Linked DNA regions of Homo sapiens: regions 1, 3 and 4 are each linked to region 2. Evidence: chromatin contacts called from ENCODE Hi-C or POLR2A ChIA-PET data. All regions are on one chromosome and are shown on one strand. The core of a region is the stretch at or near the end of the contact, and the rest is flanking DNA. Distances in the headings are between cores, read along the strand shown. Region 1 has its middle 6.2 kb from the start of GABRR2. Region 2 overlaps RRAGD (Ras related GTP binding D). Region 3 overlaps GABRR2 (gamma-aminobutyric acid type A receptor subunit rho2). Region 4 overlaps ANKRD6 (ankyrin repeat domain 6).

What was found. Hi-C counts contacts between places; a loop is a spot of excess contacts on that map. ChIA-PET counts read pairs that join two places held with the same protein, here RNA polymerase II (POLR2A). Pooled maps may share reads with other maps.
Region 1: a pooled map shows a loop between it and region 2 (2.3-fold over the local background). The contact joins two enhancer-like sites. A Hi-C loop is called at or near these places in 4 of 168 maps with a recorded cell type or tissue (HepG2, gastrocnemius medialis, heart right ventricle and 1 more) and 5 of 50 pooled maps. POLR2A ChIA-PET finds 5 or more read pairs at or near these places in 6 of 52 experiments (BJ, OCI-LY7, WTC11 and 2 more).
Region 3: a loop to region 2 is called in a pooled map, with 7 times the contacts of the local background. The contact joins two enhancer-like sites. A Hi-C loop is called at or near these places in 4 of 168 maps with a recorded cell type or tissue (CD4-positive, alpha-beta T cell, CD4-positive, alpha-beta memory T cell, GM12878 and 1 more), 24 of 37 single-sample maps with no recorded cell type and 13 of 50 pooled maps. POLR2A ChIA-PET finds 5 or more read pairs at or near these places in 4 of 52 experiments (CD4-positive, alpha-beta T cell, activated CD4-positive, alpha-beta T cell, activated CD4-positive, alpha-beta memory T cell and 1 more).
Region 4: a pooled map shows a loop between it and region 2 (5-fold over the local background). The contact joins two enhancer-like sites. A Hi-C loop is called at or near these places in 1 of 168 maps with a recorded cell type or tissue (natural killer cell), 4 of 37 single-sample maps with no recorded cell type and 8 of 50 pooled maps. POLR2A ChIA-PET finds 5 or more read pairs at or near these places in 1 of 52 experiments (naive thymus-derived CD4-positive, alpha-beta T cell).

What each region holds. Positions count from the first base shown.
Region 1 is chr6:89,320,024-89,323,046 of GRCh38, reverse strand. No RefSeq gene overlaps it. Among named protein-coding and RNA genes, the nearest start is that of GABRR2, 6.2 kb to the right of the region's middle. Within about 2 kb of position 1,251, at least 4 of the 41 ENCODE cell types and tissues checked have a DNase peak (open chromatin) inside an H3K27ac peak, as active enhancers do.
Region 2 is chr6:89,386,632-89,389,789 of GRCh38, reverse strand. It overlaps RRAGD (Ras related GTP binding D), which reads left to right. Exons shown (of 7, transcript NM_021244.5): 2 at 2,200-2,495. Among named protein-coding and RNA genes, the nearest start is that of RRAGD, 24 kb to the left of the region's middle. RefSeq lists an enhancer at 2,348-2,407. Within about 2 kb of position 1,714, at least 3 of the 41 ENCODE cell types and tissues checked have a DNase peak (open chromatin) inside an H3K27ac peak, as active enhancers do.
Region 3 is chr6:89,297,390-89,300,190 of GRCh38, reverse strand. GABRR2 (gamma-aminobutyric acid type A receptor subunit rho2) reads left to right here. Exons shown (of 9, transcript NM_002043.5): 2 at 326-432. Among named protein-coding and RNA genes, the nearest start is that of GABRR2, 17 kb to the left of the region's middle. RefSeq lists enhancers at 1,472-1,541, 1,968-2,277, 1,663-2,801. Within about 2 kb of position 1,255, at least 17 of the 41 ENCODE cell types and tissues checked have a DNase peak (open chromatin) inside an H3K27ac peak, as active enhancers do.
Region 4 is chr6:89,474,537-89,477,764 of GRCh38, reverse strand. All of the region lies in intron 1 of ANKRD6 (ankyrin repeat domain 6), which reads right to left. Among named protein-coding and RNA genes, the nearest start is that of ANKRD6, 43 kb to the right of the region's middle. Within about 2 kb of position 1,969, at least 2 of the 41 ENCODE cell types and tissues checked have a DNase peak (open chromatin) inside an H3K27ac peak, as active enhancers do.

The sequences.
Region 1 (3,023 bases), core at 2-2,501, 66 kb after region 2:
TAGGCCAATGTCTGTAAGAGTTTTTCTCATGTTATCTTCTAGAATTTTTATGGTTACAGGTCTTAGATTTAAGTCTTTGATCCATCTTGAGTTGATTTTTGTATAAGGTGAGAGATGAGGATCCAGTTTCATTCTTCTACATGTCACTTGCCAGTTTTCCCAGCACCATCTATTAAATAGGGTGTCCATTCCCCAATTTATGTTTTTGTTTGCTTTGTCAAAGACCAGTTGGCTGTATGTATGTGACTTTATTTCTATGTTCTCTATTTTGTTTTGTTAGTCTACATGCCTAATTTTATGCCAGTACCATGCTTTTTGGTAACTATAGCCTTGTAGTATAACTTGAAGTCCGGCAATGTGATGCCTCCAGATTTGTTTCTTTTGCTTAGGATTGCTTTGGCTATTTGGGCTCTTTTTTGATTCCATATGAATTTGAGGATAGCTTTTTCTAATTCTGCAAAAAATGATGTTGGTATTTTGATGAGAATTGTATTGAATCTGTAGATTGCTTTGGGCAGTCTGGTCATTTTCACAATATTGATTCTTCCAATCCATGAGCATGGGTTTTGTGTTCCATTTGTGTCATCTATGATTTCTTTCAGCAGTGTTTTGTAGTTCTCCTTGTGGAGATCTTTCACCACCTTGGTTAAGTATATTCCTAGGTATTTTATTTTATTTTATTTTATTTTATTTTCATTTTTGCAGCTGTTGTAAAAGGGATTGAGTTCTTGATTTGATTTTCAGCTTGCTTGTTGTTGGTGTATAAAACTGTATGTTCTCATTTATAAGTGGGAGCTAAACTGTGAGTACCTAAAGGCATACAGGGTGATATAATGGACTTAGAAGAGACCTTGAAAGGGAAGGTTGGGAAGGGGGCTAGGGATAAAAAACTACTCGGGTGACAGGTGCACCAAAATCTCAGAATCTACCACTATAGAATTCATCCATGTAACAAAAAACCACTTGTACCCCCAAAGCTATTGAAATAAAAATAAAAGAAAAATCCTAAGTGCCTGACTGAATGAACCCCTCTTGGCCAAGGTGACCCCAGAAAAACTTTAAAAACTATGTCTCCCAGCCATGGGAAGGTCAGTCATGCCTCACTGAACCCCCTTCCTCACTAACACTCGCCAGACTTTCCTAAGAGTTAAACAGAAACCAAACTTAGAAAGACAAAGAACACAAGACACTCCTTTGCTGACTTTAGCCAATTGCTTAATGCTGCAGGGGAACTTCCCTCCCCTCCTGCAGTTTCCACACGACAACTGACAAGGCATTCCTTCCTGATAAGTGACCACTGACCGCAGAGTGGTTCTGCAGTTCTGTCCATGAAGGCTGCACACAAGGTACTTCTGTGTCTTCCGTTTCACCTTTTGAGGTATAGAGACTAATTTTGCTGCATTTTAACATTGTCTCCACCCTAACATGAAAATGGGACGTATGTGACATACATGTTTGCTTATCACCTGTGATCTCCTCTCATAAATATTCATAGCCCTCATATCCTGACAAATATGCATGCCTAGCCAATCCTCAAGTATAAAACTCCCATAACATGCTCCCTCCCTAGAAGTGCCTGCTTTCTGTCTCAGCCTGAGGCTTTGTTTCCCAGCCTGCAGGTTACAATTCTCTATAAGAAATAAATTTCTCCTTTCCAAACGTATGGGTCTCATGATTTTAAGTTGACATGCCATACGCTAATGCCTCTGTTGGGGGCAGAAAATGATTCAGCATGTTGCGTGCTTTGAAAATTGAAAGGCCTCAGAAATAAGTCTCAAAAGCAAGGTCTCTCTCTGACCTTTCTCCCATATCCCTGTCTGCTCCTCTTTTTAAAAACACTTTTATCTTTGTATATATTTAGAGGGTACACGTGCAGATTTCTTACATGCATATATATTGCTTAGTGGTGACATCTGGGCCTTCAGTGTAACCATCACCCAAATAGTGAACATTGTATCCAATAGATAATTTTTCTGTTTTTTGTTTGTTTTTGAGACAGAGTCTTTCTCTAGTCGCCCAGGCTGGAGTGCAATGGCGCAATATCAGCTCACTGCAACCTCCGCCTCCCGGGCTCAAGGGATTCTCCTGCCTCAGCTTCCCAAGTAGCTGGGACTACAGGCACATGCTACCATGCCTAGCTAATTTTTTGTATTTATATTTGTATTTATTATAGAGATGGCATTTCACCATGTTGGCCAGGCTGGTCTCGAACTCCTGACCTCAGGTGATTCACCCACCTCGGCCTCCCCAAGTGCTGGGATTACAGGCGTGAGCCACCATGCCTGGCCTCAATAGGTAATTTTTCAACCCTCACCCCCGCTTCCACCCTTCCACATTTTGAAGTCTCCAGTATCTATTATTCTACTCGGTATGTCCATGTATACCCATTGTTTAGCTCCCACTTATATAACATGCAGTATTTAACTTTCTGTTTCTAAGTTATTTCACTTAGGATCATGGCCTCCAGTTCTATCCATGTTGCTGCAAAAGATGTTATTTCATTCTTTTTCATGTCTAAGTAGCATCCCATGGCATAAATAGATACCTTATTTTTTTCTATCCAATCCTTTGTTGATGGACACTTAGGTTGATTCTGTATCTTTGGTATGGAAGTTGCCTCCTTAGTGCAGGAGGCAGCACATCAGTCTCATGTCTTTGCTATCGTAAATAGTGCAGTGATAAACGTATTGTAAGAGTTAAAGAAAAAGGAAAGAAACATGAAAAGTGGCTCAACAGTCAAAGACAGGTTTATTTTGGAGAATAAACCTGAGAGGGGCTTCTGGCCGATTTTTGGTCAGGAGTGTTCTCTCTTACAGACTAAGGATATTTAAGGGTTTAGGAAGAGGGGAGCTTATTGTAGGTTCAGAGTGTTTCTATGTGAGGAAAAGGTTACTGTGGGGTTGAAATGTCTCTGGTTAGAGAGGAAGCTATCTCCGGGTTGGCATGTTTCTGGTTGGAGCGGGTTTATCTTAGGGGTTGGAATGTTTCTGGTTATTCTGACGTTAGCCATTAGGCTGATGTTT
Region 2 (3,158 bases), core at 465-2,964:
CCAAGTCTTGCTGACTTCACAGCCTTAACACTGAACCACGGTCTATACTTCCTTTACTCCTGTGAAATATACACGCTCTTGGTCAATTAGGAAGGCTGCTTACCAATTAAGCGGTTTTCTAGGACTAAAGAACATTGTGGAATTAATACTATATGTTTCAAGAACGAAGGAAAGAGAGAGCCCTACAGGGTTTTGAGCTGTTACACCAACTTCTTTTTTTTTTTTTTTTTTTTTGAGACGGAGTCTCACACTGTTGCTCAGGCTGGAGTGCAGTGGCATGATCTCGGCCCACTGCAAGCTCCGCCTCCCAGGTTCATGCCATTCTCCTGCCTCAGCCTCCTGAGTAGCTGGGACTACAGGTGCCCGCCACCACGCCTGGCTAATTTTTTTGTATTTTTAGTAGAGATGGAGTTTCACCGTGTTAGCCAGGGTGGTCTTGATCTGCTGACCTCGTGATCCGCCCGTCTCGGCCTCCCAAAGTGCTGGGATTACAGGTGTGAGCCATGCGCCCGGCCCACCAACTCCTACTTTTATCCAGTAATGCCTAATCCCTCTAGGACCCTTAGCAAAGGATTTTAAGATTGAATTTTTGTTACCAGGAACTGGTGTAGTGCTGGCCTCTAGAACTTTCTGTGAGGATAAGAATGTTCTATGTCAGGGATCCCCAAACCCCGGGCCACAGACCTGTACCAGTCTGTGGCCTGTTAGGAACTGCGCTGCATGGCAGAAGGTGAGCAGTGGGGGAGCAAGCGAAGTTTCGTCTGTATTTACAGCCACTCCCCATTGCTCGCATTACTGCCTGAGCTCTGCCTCCTGTCAGATCAGCAGTGGCATTAGATTCTCATAGGAGTGCAAACCCTGTTGTGAACTGCACATGTGAGGGATTTAGGTTGCACGCTCCTTATGAGAATCCAGTGCCTGATGATCTGTCATTGTCTCCCATCAACCCCACATGGGACTGTCTAGTTGCAGGAAAACAAGCTCAGGGCTCCCATTGATTCTACATTATGGTGACTTGAGAATTATTTCATTATATAGGACAATGCAATAATAATAGAAATAAACTGCCTAATAAATGTAACCAGCTTGAATCATCCTGAAACCACCCCACCATCCCACTGGTCCCTGGAAAAATTGTTTTCCACAAAACTGGTCCCAGGTGCCAAAAAGGTTGGGGACTGCTGTTCTGTGTCTGTGCTGTCCAATACGTTAGCCACTTGCTGGATGTGGCTATTGAGTACTTGCCACGATGAAACTGAGGAACCCCCAAATTTTTATTGTGATAAAATATATATAACATCATAACATTTACAGTTTTAGCCATTTTTGGCGGTGAGGGCCACATAACAATGTGACTGTTATGCGCCCCTCACCACCATCCATCTCCAGAATGTTCTCATATTCCCCCAGCTGAAACTACATACCCATTAAACATAGAACTCCCCATTCGTCTTTTCCCCCAACCCCTGAAAACATTCTGTGTCTATGAATTTGGCTTCTCTAGAAACATCATAGGAGGAGGATTTGAATTTCTAATTTTAATCGATTTTAATTTAAATAGCTGTATTTGGCTAGTAGCTACCTTACTGGATGGGGGCCCTGAGCCAGGGTGGGCCTGAGAGATGTCTGCCTTTCACAAACTTTGCATCTGCTGTGTAACACAATCCAAACCTGCGACATCTAGTCCAAGGCCCATTTTCCAGGCCTTCGTGGCTTGGGAGAGTACTAGCCAGAGGAGGGTGACTAAGAGAGGCATAACTCACGTCAACAAGCATCTCTTTAGTGATGGCTTCTCAGAGAACAATATGGCTCCTGAATGCTCAGACCTGGATTCTTTCCACAGTCTGCTCCAGGAAATAAATCTCTCTTCACGCTCCTGAGTCCCTGCTTGTGATGTGGCATTATATTGGTGTCTGGCCTCCGGGATGGTGTAAGAAGTGGCGAGACTCTATTGTTGAGTGTTTTGCACTTAGCAAAAGCTGTCCCCTTTGCCTGGTGGGAAGTATAGACCAGCGGTTAAGTGTTAAGGTTGTGAAGTCAGCAAGACTTGGGGTTTAAGTGGAGGGACTGTAGTTAGCACTCTTTGGAAGAGTGGCATCATCTGTGAATCATAAATCACATTTGAGGTGGAAGTGAAACTCCTCTAATTAACCTCTGTGAAAGCATCTCACCTTCATTCTCATTTTGTGGTTTCTCCAGTTCTGGACTTCAGTGACCCCTTCAGCACTGAAGTGAAGCCGAGAATCCTGCTCATGGGCCTGAGGAGAAGCGGCAAGTCGTCTATTCAGAAAGTTGTCTTTCACAAAATGTCTCCCAACGAAACTCTGTTCTTGGAGAGCACTAATAAGATATGCCGGGAAGATGTTTCCAACAGCTCCTTTGTCAATTTTCAGATTTGGGACTTCCCAGGACAGATTGACTTTTTTGACCCTACATTTGACTATGAGATGATCTTCCGGGGAACAGGAGCACTGATATTTGTCATTGACTCACAGGTAAAGCTCAGAGTCTCAGGGGTATGATGGCCTGGCCGGTCCCCTCCACCCCACCCCATGTTTTTGGTTTGGTTTTTAAACTCTGGAATAGGCCTTTCTACCAAACAAGTGTTTCTTGGTCAGGGCTCTCAGACTTTGCCAAAGTTAAAAGGCTCCAGCCGTGACCAACAATCAACCCATTGAGCATTAGGGAACAATTGACACTTCAGCAAATCATAGACCTAGGAAACCTCACTGATGGAGGGGCCCATTTAGGCCAAATATGTCATCCCCACTATGGTACCGCTAGTCAACATCTACAAAAGATCACAGGTTCTCTGCAACAAAAACATGTGTATAAATTTACATTTTAAACTGTTTATTATTTCCTATGAAGATAAAGTTCTAGGTGTGAAAATTTTTCTTCTGAAATAAATTATTATAATTATTGCTTAAGATAATATAATTATGTATTTTATAGATGATTATTACATATAAAAAGTAAAATTTGAGATAAATATCCCTCTTTAGAAGATGGATATTTGATATTTTTTCCACTTCATATATCCATGCTTGAATAAGACAATATTTGGCATCAGTTCCATTTTTGTTTTCTGTTTATATAGTTATAAGCACTGAGAAACTTTATTCACATAAGTAAGTAGGTGGATATGAGGTGAGTTT
Region 3 (2,801 bases), core at 6-2,505, 89 kb after region 2:
TCCCTTTTCTTCTTTATTAGTCTAGCTAGCAGCCAATCCAACCATTTTCATCCAATTATAGCCTTTACCAAGGTAGAATGTTGTCCTGCCCAGGAGGGCATCCACTTTCAGAAGGCTCCAGAAGAACCTGGTCCTCAGGTCAGTCTACCTGTGAGGATCTGGCGTGTGTGTGGAGGGTCCTTCAGCCCTCCTTCTCCCCTGGGCCAAGAAGTAGAATGGAGAAAAGGTACCTAACAGGTAGATCTTGCAGGGAGTAATAGCCCAAATCATCTCACTCAATGCATTGAAGAGCCGATGGAAAATAGTTTCTTGCTTGTCTTCACAGTCACTTATATAAGAAGAACCTTGATGTGACCAAGATCCGGAAGGGAAAGCCTCAGCAGCTTCTCAGAGTGGACGAGCACGACTTCAGCATGAGACCCGCCTTCGGAGGTAGGACTGTTCTTCCTTGATGCCAGGTGGGAGGTTGGCCCCAGGGATGTGATGTGCTGCCCTCTCTGGCTCCCTCTGGCACAGCGCTTCCTCAGATGGTGCAATTTTCCCACTCACATAAATCTGACTCCATTTCCTGAGTCCCTAATTTTCCCAAGGAGAAAAGAGCAGGAAGTAGTGGAGAGGGCCGTTGACTAAAGAGGGCCCACCAGTGACTAAGCCATTTACATTCACAAAGGAGACAGGCCCTGCAGCTGCCAACTTTTTTGTCCTACAAATATAAGAGCAGGCAAGGAGAATCAGGACACAAAATAGCTCCTCTGTCATTTTTATAGAGGAAGAGGCCCATGAAGGCAGAGGTGCCCAGGATCCTCAAAAGTCCTAGTGTGGCCCTCCCTCTGCACTATTTTGGCATGTGTGTGTGTCTGGGTGTGAGTGGAATTCTGAACAAGGCATTGCAACTTTGTTGCCATGACTACCTGGGAGTTTGCTGTTTTGATGGAGTCACCTGTTTTCCAGTGCAGCAACAAGAGCTTAACTCATTACAAAGATTTCTTGCACACCTGCCCCCAAAGGTGCTCTGTTAGTCTTGGGGTCAGGGAGGGGAGGCATGGCCAGTGGGTGTCCTTCCCAGGAACTAGAGAAATGCTATGGAGAAGGTGGACAGTGTCTTAGTCAGTTCTGGCTTTCACACAAAACACCATAGATTGGGCAGTTTATAGACAATGGAAACGTATTTCTCATGTTTCCAGGGGCCGGAAGTAAGATCAAGGTGCCAACAGTTTCCATGTGTGCTGAGGGCCCACTTTCTGTTCATAGACGGTGCCTTCTCACTGTAACCTCACATAGTGGGTGGGGCAAGGCAGCTCTCTAGGGCCTCTTTTCTAAGAGCACTAATCCCACTGGTGAGGGCTCCACCCTCAGGATCTCATCACCTTCCAAAGGCCCACTTCCTAGTACCATCCCATTGCGGGTTAGGATTGCAACATACACATTTGTCAGGGACATAAACATTCAGGCCATAGCAGCTGGGAAAGGAATCAGTCATCTGCTCTGACTAGGCAGAGAGTGGGGTAAGAATAGCAGAATGTATGAGATCCCTGGGCCAACTTTCCTCTCCTCTTGGGGAAACTGAGGCACCAAGAATTTCAGTTGATGAACCTTGGCCAAGACAGACCCAGGCGGGCTGGCTTCCCTTTTTCCTTTTTCTCTGCCCTTGATCCTCTAGTAGGTCCTATCATTCTGGGGCAGTAAAAAGGAGTAGCTGTGACCTCCAGGCAGGTCACCAATCCTTTGAGCCTCCATTTGTTTGTTTATAAAATGGGGAGAGTAATCCCCACATATGGGGTTGTTGTCCAGATTAAACAAGATAATGTATGTAAAACCCCTGACAGACATTTGTTCCTGTCCCCTCTGAAAAACCCAGCTGCCAGACCTTCCTCTTGTGTGACTGTTAAGGGATTAAGAAATTAATTTATCCCAGAAGCCTATGCATTTTAAAAGGCCTCAAAGCCTCCCACTAAATTCCCTGAGCTCTGACACCTGCTAAGCAGAAGGAGAAAAGCAGGTGGCAGATTACAGGCCTGTGACTCATCTCCCTTCCAACCGCAACCTGATTGACGCCCACGGAAGGTCAAGAAGAGGCCACCATATTTCTGGTAGCTCTTGGGTTTCCTCGGGGATTCGTCATGGGCAAGCCTGCCAAGGAATTTTACGAAAATAAAGTTATACTAATAAGCAGCTTTAAAATAGCTACATCTGCTCCAGGAAGTCTAAGCAAGGCGTCCCCAAAAGCAAGAAGCTCCACTTTTCTTGCACAGCAACAGTTAAGAGCATAGAGGCGTACAGTGGCTAGGAAACACAATAACCAACAATAACATGCATGACAACTACCACTTTTTTTTTCGAGACGGAGTTTCACTTTGTCACCTAGGCTGGAGTGCAGAGGCGCAATCTCAGCTCACTGCAACCTCTGCCTCTCAGGTTCAAGCGATTCTCCTCCCTCAGCCTCCTGAATAGCTGGGATTGCAGGCATGCACCACCATGCCTAATTCTTTTGTATTTTTAGTAGAGACAGGGTTTCACCATGTTGGCCAGGCTGGTCTTGAACTCCTGACCTCAAGTGATCCACCCACCTCAGCCTCCCAAAGTGCTGGGATTACAGGCGTGTGCCACTGTGCCCAGCCACAACTACCACTTTCATAGGGATTTTTTTTTATGCCAGGCACCATTCTAATCAAGGTACATATATATATGTAATCTTATTTTAATCCTCTCATCAGTTCTACAAAGTAGATACTATTATTGTCCCCAGATGAGGAAACTGAGGCACAGAGAGGTGAAGTAAATGTCCCAGGTCAGCTGAGGTT
Region 4 (3,228 bases), core at 720-3,219, 88 kb before region 2:
GAGTCTCGCTCTGTCGCCCAGGGTGGAGTGCAGTGGCACAATCTCGGCTCACTGCAAGCTCCACCCCCCGGGTTCATGCCATTCTCCTGCCTCAGCCTCCCGAGTAGCTGGGACTACAGGCACCCGCCACCACGCCTGGCTAATTTTTTGTATTTTTAGTACAGATGAGGTTTCGCCATGTTAGCCAGGATGGTCTCAAACTCCTGACCTCATGATCCGCCCGCCTCGGCCTCCCAAACTGCTGGGATTACAGGTATGAGCCACCGTGCCCAGCCAAAAAAGAATTCTTAATTTGGATTTTTTCAGATTTTTAAAAAGGTCCATGACCACCCCCTAATTAAGAAACAATGATGGTGTATGATCTCAAATTTTTTTTTAAGAGAAAAATATGTGAAGGTAATAAACCAAATTATTCATGATGTTTGCCTCTAGGTGATGGAATTATAGATGACTGGGATTATTTCTCAATTTACAGTAACAATTTCAAATTACTTTCACCAGAAGAAAAAAAACCTTTCACCGGCTGGGCACGGTGGCTCACGCCTGTAATCCCAGCACTTTGGGAGGCCGAGGTGGGTGGATCACGAGGTCAGGAGATCGAGACCATCCTGGCTAATACGGTGAAACCCCGTCTCTACTAAAAATGCAAAAAATTAGCCGGGCGTGGTAGGGGGTGCCTGTAGTCCCAGCTACTTGGGAGGCTGAGGCAGGAGAATGGCGTGAACCCGTGAGGCGGAGCTTGCAGGGGGCCAAGATTGTGCCACTGCACTCCAGCCTGGGCGACAGAACGAGACTCCGTCTCAAAAAACAAAACAAAACAAAAACCTTTCATATTTTTTAAAAAAGGAAAAATGATATTTGAAAAGAGTTTAAAACATGTAAAAATGAATGTTGTTCACAAATAGCATGGTTGCAGACTATAAAACAAGAAAATAAAATATTAAGAAAAGACAGGAAGGAAATACATCCTAATGCTCACAGAATTTATTAACAGGAGTTACAGGACAATTTGTATGTGTCATCCTATTTTTTTGTGTCTTCCAAATTTTTCTATAAGCACTGTATTACTTTTATAACCACATCAAACCAATCAACCTTATCACTTAAGAACATGCAGTTTAAGTATCTAGTTTTATATTAAATATTCAATATTAAGAACTGAATTAACAAAGTATGGTATAATAACAAAATACAACATGCAGCTTTTAAATAGCCATGATGAAAGATATGGAGAAACAGGAAACAGCTTATAAGACAGTTTTGTGGAAAAAGTCAAAGATAAAAATACACACATATTGGCTGGGTGCCAGCACTTTGGGAGGTCAAAGTGGGCGGATCACCTGAGGTCAAGAGTTCGAGACCAGCCTGGCCAACATGGCGAAATCCTGTCTCTACTAAAAAAAATACAAAAATTAGCTGGCCATGGTGGTGCACGCCTATAATCCCAGCTACTCGGGAGGCTGAGACAGGAGAATTGCTTGAACCCAGGAGGCGGAGGTTGCAGTGAGCCAGGATCAAGCCACTTCACTCTAGTCTGGACAACAAAGCAAGAATCCGTCTTAAAAAAACAAAACAAAACAAAACAAAAAAACAAAAACACAAAAACATACACATATTAATTATAACTGGTAAAATATATTCACATGTAGATGATAATCTACAAAAGATGAAAATGTATCAAGAGTGGCATTATGCATTATTTTAAAAGATTCTTTAATATTATAACACTTTTCATGTAAAAGTACCTATGAAAATGTTCTTTGCTAAAGATACCTGTAAATTGTTTCACACTGTCTAAAACAGCTTATAGCCATACCAAGAATCCACTACTGTACTAGAAAATGGCAGGCAAACTTGAGGTTTGTCAGGCTTCCCACAAACACTCCCATAATACTTCATTCAACTCATGGTTGGTTTCACTTTCACTGTGGGTGGATGTGCACATGGGTACAACCTTTCTGGAGGACAATCTGGCAGTATTTGTTAAATGTTCACTCTCTTTGAGCATTTCCACATCTGGGAATCTGTCCTATGAAAACAATGCCACACATGTACAAATCCAAAGGTGGTGAGAACAATCACCTCATCTATCTAGGACAGTGGGAGGCTGGGGGCTGTGAGAGGGACAGTTTCATTCAGAAAAGCTATGGAGAGAGATCTAGAATAACTACTAAATTTAAAAACCTATGCAGTTATGATTTGTTGCCCAGTTTTTCTATTTTCTTTGATGTCTTTATTTTTGGCAATCAACCAGAAATAAGGGTGTGCTACAACTCTGCATGTTCCAATCATATTCATGCCAGTACAGATATGCTAACAAACAGAATCAATTGAAATAAGCAGGTTTTAGATTGTTTTCTGTTTACCTCCTAACTTCATAAACAGAATTTAGAATATGGCAACTATTTAATTTGAAAACAGGGATGTGATGAGTCAATTTGAAGACAGTCATGGAATAAGAGTCATACGTGCATGACTCTGATATTTTTGCTTAAGTAAGAAAGGTCCAGATTTTAGGTTTGGGCTCCTTGGGTTTGTTTCTTAAATAAGTTGTATTTTCATGCATCTATTCATGTTTTACATAGAGCGTTTTGGGTGCTGCTTTCTGACAACTTAAAGTGAGACAAATTTCTCATTATATATTGAGCCTCTTTATGGTTGACCCAAAGTCCAAAAATTCTGATCAGGTCAAGAATATAGGTTAAGCTAAACTTGGAAAATAAGTTAAACTTGGAATACAAGAATATAAGTTAAGTTTTACTCTGGCTGTAAAGGAGCCAAAGTAAAAACACAAATAATTTCAAATCAAAGTGAAATCAACACTAGATTTCGCACTGTCTAGAACAGCTTATAACCGTACCAAGAATCCACTACTACACTAGAAAATGAGAGGCAAACTTTAGGTTTGTCAGGCTTCCCACAAACACTCCCATAATACTTCATTCAACTCATGGTTGGTTTCACTTTCACTGTGGGTGGATGTGCACACTGGACTACATCCAGTGCAACACTGTAGTGGGCAGTTTTCAGATTTAAAAAGATGAGAAAGGCTGGGAGCGGTGGCTCACACCTGTAATCCCAGCACTTTGGGAGGCTGAGGCAGGTGGATCACAAGGTCAGGAGATCGAAACCATCCTGGCTAACACAGTGAAACCCCGTCTCTACTAAAACTACAAAAAATTAGCCAGGCGTGGTGGCAGGCGCCTGTAGTCCCAGCTACTCAGGAGG